Linked DNA regions of Homo sapiens: region 1 is linked to region 2. The links are chromatin contacts, found by Hi-C or POLR2A ChIA-PET in ENCODE. All regions are on one chromosome and are shown on one strand. Each heading gives the region's core, a stretch centred on a gene start or an enhancer-like site at or near the end of the contact. The rest is flanking DNA. Distances are from core to core; before and after follow the strand shown. Region 1 overlaps LOC105372548 (a long non-coding RNA gene). Region 2 overlaps BANF2 (BANF family member 2).

Region 1 (6,823 bases), core at 2,915-5,414, 140 kb before region 2:
TCTCCGAGGCACGTGTTGAATATCCCAACCCAAATCTCCGGGGACCCAGTCACCCTGCTGCCCTTTGCACAGGCCCCAGAGACTTGTTCTTTTTTTTTTTTTTTTTTTTAATTTTTGTTTGTAGAGATAGGGTCTTGCCATGCTGCTCAGGCTGGCCTTGAATGCCTGGGCTCGTGATCCTCCTGCCTTGGCCTCCCAAAGCGCTGGGAGTATAGGTGTGAGCCACCGAGCCCAGCTGACTTGCTTCTTTAAATTAGTTCCTAGCAGACCCACTTGTGCTTTCCTCCTTTGCCTCTGGCCCTGGGTGTCCTCTCTGAGAAGGGACAACGACAGCGCTCTGCTCTGAGGAGCTGGCTCAGTTGCCTGTCACTTGGATGATGCCTCGTGCCATAGCTTTGGACATCTCCATCAGCACTGCGTCCCCTGCCTTGCAGCACCTGACATAATGGCAGGTGCCCAACAAGTATCTTTGCATTGGATGAAAAGTCTTCTTGGCCAGGCGCAGCGGCTCACACCTGTAAACCCAGCACTTTGGGAGGCCGAGGTGGACAGATCACCTGACGTCAGGAGTTCAAGACCAGCCTGGCCAACATGGTGAAACCCTGTCTCTACTAAAAATACAAAAATTAGCCGGGTGTGGTGGTGGGTGCCTGTAATCCCAGCTACTTGGGAAGCTGAGACAGGAGAATCTCTTGAACCCAGGAGGCGGAGGTTTTAGTGAGCCGAGATCACACCACTGCACTCCAGCCTGGGCAACAAAGAGCGAAACTCTGTCTCAAAAAAAAAAAAAAAAAAAGAAAAGAAAAGTAGTTTCACATCCTTTTTTTTAAATTTCCCCTCAACATTTTATTATAAAGATTTTCAAACACACAGAAAAGTTGAATGCATTTTCCAGTGAACACCCACATATGTACCCCCTAGATGGCATTTTACTGTATCTCTTCATCACACAGCTCTGCATCTACCCATTACTTCATCTTATTGTTTTCCACCTTTCAAGGGGAGCCACAAACCTCAGTACACTTCACTCCCAAAGGTCTCCACATGTATATCATTAAGTAGCATTCAGGAATGCCTTTATAGTTCATTTTAGGTAAAATTTACATAGAGTGAAATGTTCCAATCTTAAGTGCACCATTTGCTGGATTGTGACAAATGCAGACATCTGTTAAATCAGACTCCTCCCAAGGGAAGGATGTTCCCGTCCCCTCAGAAGGTTCCTTCGTGTCCCTTGCCAGTCAGGCCACCCCCACACTGCCCCCTGCGGCAACCCCTGTTCAGGTTTTTATTTCATTATAGATGAGTGTTTCCTGTTCTAAAACTTCTTAGAAATGATTTGTACTGCAGGTGCCCTTCTGAATTCTGGCTTCTTTCCCTCCCTGTAGCGATTCTGAAATCTGTCCTCGTTGCTGTGGGTTTCAGTAGCTTGTCCCCTGCTGTTGCTGAGCGGGGTCCCCCTGTGTGCATGTACCTACCATGGGGTGTTCATCCCTCCCACTCTGTATCACTCAGCACACATTAAAACACCCTTATATACTATCTCTCACTCAACTCAATTTGCCTGAGGTCCCACTGCCAATTCAAGGGCAGTCAGGATTTGTCTCTATGTTTCCAGGCAGGGAACCCATCCAAAGGTCACCGATGAAGACCTGCCCAATCTTACTGGCCCTCCGGTGGCCTCTACTCAATCTGCCCCCTGCCCCAGCCAGCACTGCAGGGCTTCCTGACGGTGGTGGGTACGTTGGCTGCCTCGGCTTCCTCTCCTCATGTTCCCCCTTCAATTCACTGCAGGCTGGCTTTGGCTGCCCCTTCCCATCTTATCAGTCCTCCTAGTAACATCCAACGCGGCCACCCCCGCTGCTCAGAGAAACCTCCCCTCTGTTGCCCTCTGTGCTCACCCGCCTGCCTCCACGGCTGCTGCGACTCAGTTTCCTTGGCTGTCCCTCCTCTCGGTGACCTTCAGCGTTGAGGAGTCTTCAAGGTCTAGCTCTGGACAGTTGTCTCTGCTCTCTGAACTCTCACTTCCTACAAGGTTGCATCCAGAACCATGGCTTTAAATTCCACCCAGGTGCTGGTAACGCCACAGCCAGACCTTCCCTTAATTCCGGAATCTCCAGGCTTGGATAACCATAATCTCCACTTCAGGCTCAAATAATCCTCCCAAATTTAACAGCACCAGAAACAGAAGCCTTGGTTCCCCTCTCTAGTCTGATCCTGCCCTGCCCTCCCATCCCCAGTAAGTGGTCCCATGAACCCAGAGGTAGCTCAAGCCTGAAGCCTGGGGGTTGTTCTTGATTTCTCCCATGTCCTTGTCTCCTACATCTAACTTATTACCAATCCACAGAGCATCCATCTCCAAATCACATGCTTTTTTTAAACCATAGTGTGGAGGTATGATTGACACACAAAAAGCTGTAGGTTTTTTTTTTGTTTGTTTTGAGACGGAACTTTGCTCTGTCTCCCAGGCTGGAGTGCAGTGGTGTGATCTCGGCTTGCTGCAACCTCCACCTCCCAGGTTCAAATGATTCTCATACCTCAGCCTCCCGAGTAGCTGGGATTACAGGCATGAGCCACCATGCCTGGCTAATTTTTGCATTTTTAGTAGAGATGGGGTTTTACCATGTTGCCCAGGTGGTCTCAAACTCCTGACCTCAAGTGATCCACCCGCCATGGCCTCCCAAAGTGCTGGGATTACAGGCATGAGCCACCACGCCCAGCCTGTAGATATTTAATGTATACAACTTGATGGATGGAGATATGTACACACCTGCGAAAACATTCATCAAGGCCATAAACTTATCCATCACTCTAAGTGTCCTTCCGTCTCCTCTGTTTCTTTTTCATTTCCTTATGTGGTAAGAGGACTAAACATGAGATCTACTCTGTTAGCAAATGTGTAAGTGTACAGTACAGTATTGTTAATCACAGGCCCTAGTTGTACAGTAGATCTCCAGAATGTATTCATCCTGCGTAACTGAGACATTGTACCCTTTGACCAACATCACTCTGTTTCCCCCTCTTCCCAGTCCCTGGCAATCATCATTCTACTTTCTGCTTCTATGAGTTTGGCTGTTTTCCGTTCCATGTATAAGAGAGAAAGAGCAGTATTTGATTTTCTCTGTCTGAGTTACTTCAGGATCTCATCATGTCCTCCAGGTCCATCCATGTTGTCACAAATGGCAGGATTGATCCCTCTCTCCCTTCCTTCCTTCCCTCCTTTCTTCTTTCTTTCTCTTTTTTAGATACCGGGTCTCGCTCTGTTGCCCAGGCTGGAATGCAACAGTGCTGTCATAGCTCAGGGCAGCCTCCAGCTCCTGGGCTCAAGTGATCCTCCTGCCTCATCCTCTTGAGCAGTTCAAACTACAGGCATGCGCCATGATACCCGGCTAATTTTTAAATTTTTTGTAGAGACAGGATCTTGCTTTGTTGCCCAGGCTGGTCTCAAACTTCTGGTTTCAAGTGATTGATTCTCCTGCCTTGGCCTCCCAAAGTGCTGGGATTACAGGTGTGACCAACCACCCTGGCCCTGGATTTCCTTCTTTTTAAATGTCGAATAATATTCCCTCATAGGTGTATACTACAATTTCTTTATCCATTTTTCCACTGACGGACATTTAGGTTGTTTCCAGATCTTGGCCATTTGTGAGTAACACCGCAATGAACCTGGGTGCGCAGATATCATCTCTTCAAGATCCTGATTTCAGTTCCTTCAAATACAATCTTAAACCTCTCCCCTTCTTTACCCCCACTGCCACTGCCCTAGTCCTTGGGCCATGCTTAAACTACAAGTATTTCTGGTTTATCTGTAATTCAGATGTAACTGGCTGCCCTGCCTGTGAGGGGCTGCAGCCGGCTAGCACCTCCTCTCTAACCTCGTCCCCACTATGGAGTTCCTGTTCCTGCTACCCAGGCCAGGCGGGCTCAGAGTGAGCCAGGACAACCCCCTGCCTCCGCTTCTTTCCCCCTGCCTCCGCTTCTTTCCCCCTGCAGGCATCTGAGGGGGAAGCAGATCCTCTGCAACCGCGAGATCTGAGATGTCTCCGCTGCTCAGGCAGAGCGGGGTCTCTGCCCTACTGCTCAGACACAGGCGTTCCACTTGGCTTGCTGTCAAGAGACTGACTCCAGAGCTCTGATTTTAAGGATCGAGGAGACTGACATCTGTGAGGATCCCAGCAGAGGGCCTGCCTGGCTTACTCGGGGCCAGTACATGGCAGTGCCCCCTTGGTCCTCCTCATGCCTGCTTCCCCCTGGGCACAGACAGGGGCTGGGCTGGTGAGGAAGCCATTCTCCAGGGGGAGCAGATCTGACAGGACTCATTTCTCCTCTCCCTGAGCAGGCTTCTTTTAAAACTACTGCATGTTTGGCCAGGTACCGTGGTTCATGCCTGTAATCTCAGAACTTTGGGAGGCTAAGGTGGGTGGATCAGCCTGGGCAATATGGTAAAACCCTGTCTTTACAAAAAACATGGAAAAAATCAGCCTGGCATGGTGGCAAGTGCCTATAGTCTCAGCTACTCGGGATGCTGAGATGGGAGGATCACCTGAGCCCGGGAGGTTGAGGCTGTGGTGAGCCATGATCATGCCACTGTACTCCAGCCTGGGTGACAGAGTGAGACCCCGTATCAAAACAAACGAAAAAACTCCCCAAAACCCCCCACTGCATTTTAAACCATGCACAGTAGTGAGCAGTCCTGTTTCAGGGCAGTTCTGGGAATTACAAGGACAAAATCTGGCCTTCTGCCTGGTGGAGCAACGTGGGGGTGTGGACGCCTGTGTGTGAACGCCCCTCACCCACGTGGGACAAAGTCCATCCTCTGTGCCAGGCCCTGGGCAAGCCAGCCCGGCTGATCCACCTTGCTCCTCCCCCTCTCTTCTTTGTGTTCCCTGCAAACTCCTGCCAAGTTTGCAAGCAGAAAGAGCTGACGGTTTGGGGTTGTGCAGAACATTCCTTTCTAGAATAGAAGTCAGCTGGTGGGGAAGCAGATGCCCCTTACTCTCGGTGCCTCAACTTCCTCATTGGCCTAACGGGGCTTAGGAATTCTGCCTGCTTCTCCTGGAGAGCACAGGGGACCCACCAGGCCCCCAGTGCTCAGTAAGAGGGGTACCTTCTGTCCATGCAAGTGGCCCTCCTTTGAGACCCAGCGCCCGACTGCCCAACAACTTGGAGCTGTTTCCTCCTTGTTCGTAGCACTTTCTGGCCTCTTCCCTTGCCGTCTTCAGTGGGTGGCATGGTGGCCCTTTCTCTTTACATTTTTTTCTGGCACTAGAATCTGAGCTCCTTGATCTGCAGGGATTGTGGTTTCCCCACACAGTGCCTGGCACACAGATAGTGCTCAATAAATGCTCACCACGGCAGAATTTAACTGTCTTTGAGGTATCCAGAATATAGAGACAGGTTCCTCCAGCTTCCTACTCCCTCAGGCCTATTCTAAAACAAAACCTGAATTTCTGTCCCTGAAGGCAGGTCCTCCTTTAGCCAACTGCAGGTCTCCTTAGGAAGAGTAAGATTCCAAGTCCTAATTTATCCTTTTTATACCTAAGGTGGATCAGCCCTGATTTTATGCTGGGACCTTTACTTGTACTATTTTATTTAATCCTCAAGATAACCCTATGAAGTAGGTACTGTTAATATCATCCCCATTTTACAGATGCAAAAACTGAGGACCAGAGAGATTAGGCAACTTGCCCAAAGTCACACAGCCAGCAAGCAGTGCACAAGGGATTTGAACCCAGACCCTTCTGATACCAGAGCGAATGCCCTTGAACCTCTGGGCTACACTGCCTGAGGGCTGCAGGGCTCTAAAGGGATAAGGAAGGAAGCTTGGAGGGACTGAGTGCCAGGGGAGTGAGAGGGGTGTGTGTATGAGTGTGTGGGTGGGTGGGGCTTTGCAGGGAGGCGGTTGCTACAGAGGGGCAGGGGAAGGGGGGTGCTGGAACGTGGGGAAGGTAGACAGAGGAGCCCCAGAAGCAGTCAGCTGTGCTGACGATGGATGGGGCAGGAGAAGAGAAACCCCAGGCAAGGGAGGTGAAGCTCTGAGCGGCCACACCAAGCTCTCCCTCCTGCCCAGGGCACAGCGCCAGGCCTTACTTTTGAAGCTAACGAGAAGCAGATGAAGGAGTGGGATGGGCTAGAGGCGGAGACTGCCTCTGCTACGTGGCACCCCTCGGCAAGCCTGGAGCTTCTGCCAGCGGCCAAGAGTGGGGCAGGGCCTTGCAGCTGGACTGTGGGTCTCCCTCAGGGTTTACTACAGCTTGGACTTGCCAGTGCAAGAGGGTGGATCTTATTCAAAGATAGGTTCAAACATTAGCAGCCTCAGTGAACGATGCAGCCTGGGCTCCATGGAGTTGCTACCACCCATAAGAGGGTGTCCCTCCTGCCATGGGCTTCCCTTTCCTTCCCTGACACATGGACAATCCAGCCCACAGGTCTGAGCCCCCCAGAGCAGCTGGCTCCCAGGCTGCGCCATCCCTTCCAGGGAGGGGTGGGAGTGGGTAGTGCAGGTGCTTGGAAGCCAGAGGGGTGGCTCTGAAGGGATAGCTAGGATTCAGGATCCAGGGAGAGCACTGGGGGCTGGGGTGGCAGCCCCCTGTGGGCCAGGACTGGGTGTGTTGGTGACAGCAGCATCCGCAGCACCTTGCATGGTGTGCCTAGTCGATGCATAATCAACACTTTAGTTACGTCACATAACGGCTCTGTAAACAGGATCTGGAATCAGCCATGGGCTTGAACCTCAGTCCCACTATTACTAGCTCAGCAGAGGGCTTGACCCCCCTCCCCAACTTTTTTAGTGACAGGGTCTTGCTCTGTCACTCAGGCTGGAGCG
Region 2 (4,037 bases), core at 148-2,647:
ATGACTACAGAGAGGCACGAGGGAACTCCCTGGGGTAATGAAAGTGTCTTACATCTTTGATTATGCTGGTGAATTTGTCAAAATTTATAGAATGCACACCTGAAAAGGGTAAGTTTTACTCTATGTAAATCAGGCCTCAAGAAACTGTGATTTTTAAAATGTGTATGCATATTATTTCAAGAATGTTTTATTATCCTCCCTTGAGAACTTAGTGACTTGCTTCTAACAAATAGTATAAGGCAGAAGTGATATTGCATGTGTCAGAGACGAGGTCATAAAAGGCACTGTGGCTTCCTGCTTGCTCTCTCACTCGCTCTTGGGTCACCAGCTTTGGGGGAAGCCAGATGCCATGCCACGAGCAGCCCGATGGGAAGGCCCATGTGGTGAGGAACCAAGATGTCTTGCCAGCAGCCATGTGAGGCAGCCATCTTGGAGGTGGGTCCTCCAGCCCTGGTCCAGCCTTCAGATGACTGCTGCTGGGCCAACAGTGAGTAATCTCATGAGAGACCCTGAGACAGAACCAGCTGGCTAAACAACCCTCAGGTTCCTGACCCTCAGAAACCCTGTGAGGTAGCATCATTGTTTGTTTTGAGAAGCTGCTACATGTTGGGACTATTTGTTATGCAGCAATAGATGACCAATACACTGACTTAAAATTCAATTCCTATTTTTAAATAAAATTATCCATTCTTTCATATAAATTTTTTGCTGAAAGATATTTGACATGATATTCATCTAAGAGGATTGACTATGGTTTCTGGGTGGTGGGTTTGGGAGTCATTTCTCTTGCATTTGTCCTGTTTTATGTTCTTGAACTACTGCTTATAATGGGAGTGTATCATTAAAATTAAAAACACAAATGAGGACTCGGAGCCTGGGCATAGGTGGAGAAGGCGTCATTTTCCCCAGAGGGTGGTGGGGGGCAGCAATGAGGTTTGTGTCTACAGGAAGCAGGCACACCACTCCTTGAGGCAGTGAGAAGTCTGCTGGGCCTCACACTCAGTGGCACCAAAACAGCAAATGAGCCACCTCTGAAACTCGGCTTCATTCTTGTGCATCAGAAGGAATTGTCCCAGCAGGATGTAGGCCTGGGGAGGGGATGAGACAGGGAGGAAAGCAGGAAAGGTTATCATAAGCCAGCTCAGACGCGCTCTTCCTTCCCAGCAACCAGGGCTCACGTGACAATCAAAGGAGGGGGAGCAGGGCCGATTCAAGGGAGCCTGTCAGTCCTTGAAGCCCTGACATGGGTCTTAGCCCTGGTGAGAGCTAAGGCCAAGTTAAATGCCCATCTCTCAGGGCTGGTTTGCGGGCCGTCCACCCTGGAATGAGTCAGACCCTGCCCCCTTCAAACTTTGACAAGCACATGAATCATGTGGGAGCTTGTTAAAATGCGGGTTCTGAAAGTCTAAGTCCAGGGAGAGGCCTGCATTTCTAACATGCTCCCAGCTGCTGCTGGTCCAGGGACAACAGTTTGAGTAGCCGGGGCCTAGCACACTCCTGAAGCTCCCTTCAGACCTCCAGTGAAGCATTTCTCTTGGAAACACACACATAACCCAGACAGAGTAAGAGACATTCCCGCCCCACTACTTCTGCAATTGTTGTAGCATGGGATTTCTTTTCTTTTCTTCTCTTTTCTTTTCTTTCTTTTATTTGTTTATTTATTTTATTTTTTTGGAGACAGAATCTTGCTCTGTCGCCCAGGCCGGAGTGCAATGGCGTGATCTCGGCTCACTGCAACCTCCGCCTCAAGCGATTCTCCTGCCTCAGCTTTCCAAGTAGCTGGGATTACAGGTGCCTGCCACCATGCCTGGCTAATTTTCATATTTTTAGTAGAGACGGGGTTTTGCCATGTTGTCCAGGCTGGTCTCGAACTCCTGATCTCGGGTGATCCACCTGCCTTGGCCTCCCAAAGTGCTGGGATTACAGGGGTAAGCCACTGTGCCCATAGCACGGGGTTTCTAAACCTCGGCACTATTGATATTTTGGACAATGCTTGAAATGTTATGGGGGGCTGTCCTGTGCATTGCAGGATGTTCAGCAGCACCCCTGATCTCTACGCATGCCGGTGGCACCCTCCCTCCCCGACCCAAGTAGCGACAATCATAACCATCCCCAAACATTGCCAAATGTCCCTTGGGGGCAAAATCTCCTTGGGCTGAGAACCACTGCACATGGGGCTGACAGATGAATGGCATCTTAGCATTGATTTGTTTTTGCAAACCACCTGTGTGATCTCAGGCAACTCATGTAACCTGAAGTAAGAACCCACAGAACCTGGATCTCAGTTTCTGCACCTTCCTAATGCACACGGTGTGCTCTGCAAATTAAATTAAGTGAATTAAATGGGAAGGCATTCAAAAAATGTAAATTCCTCTCTCATACTGGGAGCTGTAGTTCTGTAGGAGGAGCATAGAAGGTTTAAAACATGCTAAACCTTGTCCACGTTCCCCTTCCTCAGTCTCTGTGGATAAAAAATACATGGAAGATAAGCACTCAGTGCACTGTGATTTCTATTTTTATGGCATTCTCAAGCTTTCTAGCTATTAATACTTGCCTCGAGGCTTTTAATTCATCTTTTATAGTTTTATTACACCATTATTGACAAGGCACAAGGACCACATGGAGGAAGGGAATTCCCAAGGCCACGTAGCCAGAAACTAGCCAAGCCACTAAATGGTGGAGGCTGGAGAGCTCAGGTCACATTAAACGCCCATCTCTCAGGGCTGGTTTTGGGGGCTCTCCAGCCTGGAACCAACAAGAACCAGCATCCACCCATGCCTCGAGTTCTGGGCCCTTTCCAGGAAAACCTGATGGTGTCTGTTTACTTTTAGTTATGTAAAATAAAGCAAACTTCATCTTAACCAAAGAGAGCATACTTTTTAAGAAGAGAAATCAAATAAAAGCTGAATCCCAGTCATAAAATATACCCAAGCATTGAATTTTGGGGGCTTTATTTTTAGTCATGGTCCAGTTGTTGATAAGAGAAAAAAGCCAGGATTTTGTGGTGATTCTGAACTGCTACTTTAATCTTTTTTAAAAAAAGCAATATAGTTACTTGGCGTGATCTCATTTTACTTTATCAGTATCCTCCCATTTTGAATGGATTTTACTGAGATGTATTTAAATTAATGTTTTTGAAAAATAACATTTATTAAGTGTTAATTGAGCCAGTAGACGTAGGTGTGGGAGGTGCCAAGGTGAAGGTAACAGAAACGAGAGACATAGAGCTGTGTCCAAGGAGAGAGAATATTAATAATAATTAACAATAATTAATAGTAAGTGGCTTACACAAAGCTTTCTCCATAAAGAGAAATGTTCATGATAATACTTAATAATAGTAGTTAATGCTAAGTAGCACTTTTTAGCACTTCTGTCGGCCACGTGCTGCTAGACACCTGACACGTTTTAATCCACCTGATCCTCACATGTACTCACCCCTCCCATTCCCCAGGTGGAGGTACTAAGTCTCCTGTTTTCCTCTGCACTATTCCTGCACTTCCCAACTGTCCACAGTCTGGCCTGGAGGCTAATGCATCCCCTGCCCGTTTTAGAAGTGGCACTGCCAGCATCAGCTGGCCTGTTAGTGAGAGCCTCCACATACCCACAGGCTCAGCAGCCAGGATGCCTGGGAACATGTGGACCCTGGGCAAACTTTCCAGGAATGCTACAGGAAGCCCCGTCTTGCAGCCTCTGGAGCCAAGTGGCAACCTGACACTCCCTCCTCAGTTTTCCCTCCTGTCTCCCTGTGGCATCTTCCAGGAGGGAAAGTTGGCTTCCCTTCTCCCTTCTTCCCTGAGCACTTCACCCTGCTCCCCAGGGAAGCTGGAGTCGTGGGCTCCCATCATGGCCCTGCCAGATGCCCGCTTGGTTTCTCCCCCGGCTCCAGAAAGCCCCCTAATCAAGGAGAAAAGATGCTGCCCCTTTCCCTCCTTGGGCCAGAGCTCCCCAGAATTCAGCTACTGGGGTGGGAGGGGTGACACAGAAACACAGAAACCCTGAGCAGCTGTCCCTGTCCTCCTACCACTCTGGACAGTGGC

The links. Hi-C counts contacts between places; a loop is a spot of excess contacts on that map. ChIA-PET counts read pairs that join two places held with the same protein, here RNA polymerase II (POLR2A). Pooled maps may share reads with other maps.
Region 1: a map of Caco-2 shows a loop between it and region 2 (2.6-fold over the local background). The contact joins two enhancer-like sites. A Hi-C loop is called at or near these places in 2 of 168 maps with a recorded cell type or tissue (Caco-2 and HepG2) and 1 of 50 pooled maps. POLR2A ChIA-PET finds 5 or more read pairs at or near these places in 2 of 52 experiments (HepG2 and PC-9).

What each region holds. Positions count from the first base shown.
Region 1 is chr20:17,873,457-17,880,279 of GRCh38, reverse strand. It overlaps LOC105372548 (a long non-coding RNA gene), which reads right to left. Exons shown (of 4, transcript XR_937297.3): 3 at 1,899-2,025. Among named protein-coding and RNA genes, the nearest start is that of SNORD17, 86 kb to the left of the region's middle. RefSeq lists an enhancer at 3,525-4,427. Within about 2 kb of position 4,164, at least 11 of the 41 ENCODE cell types and tissues checked have a DNase peak (open chromatin) inside an H3K27ac peak, as active enhancers do.
Region 2 is chr20:17,732,716-17,736,752 of GRCh38, reverse strand. It overlaps BANF2 (BANF family member 2), which reads right to left. Exons shown (of 4, transcript NM_178477.5): 4 at 882-1,088. The coding sequence ends at 942. Among named protein-coding and RNA genes, the nearest start is that of BANF2, 35 kb to the right of the region's middle. Within about 2 kb of position 1,397, at least 3 of the 41 ENCODE cell types and tissues checked have a DNase peak (open chromatin) inside an H3K27ac peak, as active enhancers do.